Regions from separate parts of the Homo sapiens genome. Here region 1 is linked to region 2. A link is an interaction called in ENCODE POLR2A ChIA-PET data of the cell type or tissue named here. Cell type or tissue: OCI-LY7. All regions are shown on one strand.

Region 1 (2,500 bases), 86 kb after region 2:
CATCTCCAACACAGGATGGCTGACAGCACTGGAGATGTTCACACCAGATACTGACCGGGGCAGTGACTCTCAAAGTGGAGAGAGAAGAGATGATGGGTAGGGAGAAGTGCACCAAATGAAAAAAAAAAAAAAAAAAGAACTACTTCATCCAAAAATTCTTGACTCTGATATGTTAAATTCAATTGCAAATGACATTAACCATCCACAACACTTTTATGTGTATTAAAGGAAAATATGGATCTCTAAGGATTGTGAAACATTTGTTTAAAGGAAACAGTCACCCTCCTCAAGTGTCTAAACAGCTATTCAGTGGAAGAATCTATTTTCAGCATCCATTATGCTAATTAACAAGGCATGTTATTTTCACCAGTGGATATCCAATTTCTAACATTTATTATGCTAATTTGATCTGATATAAAACTATAAAAATAGCAGAGACACTGGTAGTAGCTGTCTCTGGAGGGCAGCCCTTCTGATTAAAGGCCAGATGTCTAGCCCTGGATGCCCCCACTTAGAGAATGGCTTAAATAAGCACCTAATCCACCTGATGTTTTATGAAGCCTTTTGAATTAGAATAGACTACTGGGAGATGGTATTTTTTGATGTCATTGTTCACAAAAGGGAAGCAACTGAAAGCGCCGACTTTTAGAAAGAACAGAAACATCAGTGCTTATTTTAAACCTAATGGGAGCTTAGGAACATGGTCCAGTCAGAGGAGGAGCGCTCCCCTGTGGTGCCTGAAGCACTCGACTGTCCACAGCTGCCGACACTCACCTGGGAACTACTGTTCTGATGATCCCAGCAGCAACGCACAATTCAGTGCGCCAGCACCAAAGGAGGAAGGAAGACAGAGGTTTGTTTGGGTTGGTTTTTTTGAGGGGGGGTGGGGGGATGTTTATTTTACTTTAATCTTGAATTAGGCATCCAACTTCTCCTAATTTTTATTCTCTTAATTTTTTCTCTGATACCTCCCCCACCCAGTCTACTGCAAAGGCTCTTGCTATAAGAAGTAATGAAAATAGGCCAGGCGCAGGGTCTCATGCCTGTAATCCCAGCACTTTGGGAGGCTGAGACAGCGGAGTTGCTTGAGCACAGGAGTTCAAGACCAACCTGGGTGACGTGGTGACACCCTGTCTCTACCAAAAATACAAAAAATTAGCTGGGTGTGGTGGTGTGTACCTGTGGTCCCAGCTACTCGAGAGGCTGAGGTGGGAGGATCACTTGAGCCCCAGGGGGCGGAGCTTGCAGTGAGCCAAGATTGTGCCACTATACTCCAGTCTGGGCAACAGAGCAAGACCCTGTCTCAAAAAAAAAAAAAGTAAATGAAAATGTTTTGTAAACTACAAAGTATTATCAAATAGAAATAGTATTCCTTGGAATTTGTACATTATTAGTAGCAACAGTGATCTTTAAAATGAGTCATTTCTGCTAGTGTTTAATAAATTAATTCCTTAGAGATAAGCCTCCCTGCAGGGGCTACTTCATTACCAATAAATGTTTACTAAATGCCCACCATATGCACCAAATGGTAGACGATTGGAATACAAAAGCAGAAGGGAGCAGGATTCTCGTCCTCAACAGGCAAGGATCTGCTATAGACTCACACCATCCTTCAAGTCTGGCCACCCTCCCCATGACACTCCCTTCTATGTTGCCTCTGGGTTATCTTGTCTCTAATTAAACACTTTGGCAAAGTGGGATCTCGTTACCTGGGGAAGCAGCCCTTTTCCCCTGAATCAGTTCCTTTCCTTCAGTTAGCTGAGGTACTTACTGGGAAAGAAAACTCCATACATATGAAGGGGAGTCCTGTGGCAGCGTGCACCTGAGCCATCACACACACAAGAGGGCAGAGCCATGAACGGGGGATGAAGGACTGTCCCCGAGCACACGCTACCACACGTCCTGAACGTACGGCTGGTTACAGCTAGTTAATATTTTGGAAATGCTATTTTATTGGCTAGGAAGCCTTTTCCAAATGAAAATCTCTTTACTGATAGATTAGTGAAGGTAGTATAGAGGAGTTTTATTTTGTTTTTGTTTTTTTAATCAGCAGAAAAGTCTTTCCCGTCCTCTGGGCAGACAGATAGCAGAGAATTACGCGCTTAGGTTTCACAGCCAGGCTGCTTCCGTTCAATTCTCAGCACTGCCACAACCAGCTAAGTGTACCTGGGCAAACTACAGAAGCCCTATAAACCTCAGTTTCCTTATCTATAAAATGGGACTAATTATAGTACCTACTTAATAGGGGTGTTCTGAGAACTGAATGAGATGATACTGTAATCCTTCAACTGAGGTCCCCAGACAAATGCTCAGGAGTTCATGAGAAATTTTTACTTTTGTTATTTCATGGAGAATCTTTTTTAAAATTTGACATAAGCATCCTCTGAATCAGATGGCTAGGTGCTATGTCACCAAGTATTGCTGTAAGATTTCAGTGACTATGTTTGTATTTTTCTGGTCTAATGAAAAAAGGGGTCAGGCGCGGTGGCTCATGCCTGTA
Region 2 (2,500 bases):
TCTTTATGAGCCCTGAAAATTTCAGCCCAGTAAGTTAAACTAGACTCATCACCATTCCACAGAGAACTTGTTCTTCCCCCAATCTTCTCATTTAAGTTCATACATCCTGCAAAACCACTTAAAATGCCTCCTCCATCAGGCTGTCCTCCTTGATTCCTCCAGCTGAAGGTCATCTCCTCTTCCTCTGAACATCTATAGAAACTTATCACTCTGGTGCTTCCCTCCCTACTTTATTTTGTGCTCCTGGAAGCAGGTGGCATTTAATTCATTTAATAAACCTGACAGTGCAGAGCACAACTGACCTACTGAATCAATGAGGCAAGGTGACAGGGTGGGCAGTTTACAGAGCTTTAGGATATGTTAAAGATCAAAGATGTTATAGAATAAGGAGTGTTTAAAGATCTATTTAAAAATATAAGAACTCTTACAACAATTAAAAAGATAACAAAAAATAGAAAAGGATCTAAATAGGCATTTCCGAAGAGAAGATATGAAAATAGCCAATAAGCACATGGAAAGATGTTGTATTAGTCTGTTCTCACGTTGCTGATAAAGACATACCCGAGACTGGGTAATTTATAAAGAGAAAGAGGCTTGATGGATTCATAGTTCCACATGCCTGGGGAGGCCTCACAATCACGGAGGAAGCCGAAAGGCATGTCTTACATGATGACAGACGAGAGAATGAGAATGAGAGAAAGGGGTGTTCCCTTATAAAACCATCAGATCTTGTGAGACTTACTACCACGGGTACAGTATGGGGGGAAACCGCCCCCACGATTCAGTTATCTCCCACCAGGTCCCTCCCACAACACGTGGGAATTATGGGAGCTACAATTCAAGATGAGATTGGGTGGGGACACTGCCAAACCATATCAGATGTCCAACATCGTCAGCCATCAAGGAAATGCGAATCAATACCACAAAGAGATACCACTAACACCTGTTAGGATGGCTATGATCAAAAGACAATACAAAAGTGTTAGCAAGGATGTGGAGAAGCTGGAACACGTGTACGCTGCTGGTAGAATTGTAAAGTGGCATTGAGAGGTGAGGCCAGCTGGACTTGTAGGTTGGGTGAGGACTTAGAGAACTTTTCTGTCTTACAAGAGGATTGTAAAATGCACCATCAGCACCCTGTAGCTAGGATTGTAAAATGCACCCAATCAGTGCTCTGTGGCTAGCTAGAAGTTTGTAAAATGTGCCAATCAACACTCTGTAAAAACACATCAATCAGCTCTCTGTGGGTAGCTAAAGGTTTGTAAAATGGACCAATCAGCACTCTGTAAAATGGACCAATGAGCAGGACATAGGCAGGGACAAATAAGGGAATAAAAGCTGGCCACTCCAGCCAGCAGCAGCAACCCACTCAAGTCCCCTTCCACGCTGTGGAAGCTTTGTTCCTTTGCTCTTCACAATAAATCTTGCTGCTGCTCACTCTTTGTGTCCGTGCCACCTTTAAGAGCTGTAACACTCACCGCGAAGGTCCCCAGCTTCATTCTTGAAGTCAGCGAGACCAAGAACCCACCAGAAGGAACCAACTCCGGACACAGCATGGCCATGGTGGAAAACAGTCTGACAGCTCCTCAACTGATGAAACACAGAGTTACCACATAACCTAGCAATTCTAGTCCTGGGTACATAACCAAGAGAAATGAAAACAATGTCCACACAAAAGCTTGTACATGCATGTTCATAGCAGCATTATTAAAATAGCTAAATAGTGGAAACAACCAAAATGTCCATCAACTAACAGATGTAAAAAATGAAATATCCATGATGTAATATTATGCAGCTATAAAAAGGAGTAAGATACTGATTCATGCCATGACACAGATGAACCTACAAAACAGTATGCTGAGTGAAGGAAAGCAGACACAAAAGGCCACCTACTGTCTGATTCCACTTCTATGAAATGTCAGAAGAGGGAGGCTCACAGGCAGAAAGCAGGTGAGTCGGTGCTGGGGGCTGGGAGAAGGGGGAATGGGAGGTGACAGTTCACGGGTGGCAGGTTTCTTTGGGGGAATGACAAAAACCTTCTAAAATTGATTGTGATAAAAGTTGCATAACTCTAAATATGCTAAAAACCACTGAAGTGTATTGTAGACTTTAAATGGGTGAATTGTATAGTATGTGAATTATGTCTCAGTAGAAATGTTACCTCTTCCTCCTCCAAAATAAGAATATATTTATAAGCAGTATAAGGCTCCAATATCATTAGATTCTTTTTTCTCTCAGGCTTTTCACACTAAACTATTAAACAATTAAGAACAGGCATTTGTGAATTTCCCCAGAAATAAAAACAAACCTTTTGTTATTACAGTTACATCTCCCTAGAATATTAAAGTCAGATAATTTTTAAAACATTATTTATTAAGCTAAAAAAAGTCAAATCAGTGAAACACTTGAGGTGACTTAGGCTCTTGGATTCATCAGATCCTATAAAGCTGCAGCTCAGCTTTTAATCAGTGTGTCGAGTGCCTGTGACACACTGAAGGCT

Evidence for each region. ChIA-PET counts read pairs that join two places held together with the same protein. Peaks named below come from ENCODE experiments on the same cell type or tissue, not always from the same donor. Only the 100,000 strongest peaks of a DNase experiment are listed, where the experiment ranks them.
Region 1: POLR2A ChIA-PET joins it to region 2 with 5 read pairs; 4 of 35 experiments call an interaction of 5 or more read pairs at or near these places.

What each region holds. Positions count from the first base shown.
Region 1 is chr3:11,691,866-11,694,365 of GRCh38, forward strand. It overlaps a transcript of VGLL4 not described here. Among named protein-coding and RNA genes, the nearest start is that of VGLL4, 49 kb to the left of the region's middle. In OCI-LY7, no CTCF peak of the experiment used is centred here; no DNase peak of the experiment used is centred here.
Region 2 is chr3:11,605,451-11,607,950 of GRCh38, forward strand. All of the region lies in intron 1 of VGLL4 (vestigial like family member 4), which reads right to left. Among named protein-coding and RNA genes, the nearest start is that of VGLL4, 37 kb to the right of the region's middle. In OCI-LY7, a CTCF peak has its summit at 1,890; no DNase peak of the experiment used is centred here; H3K27ac peaks cover 1,743 bases.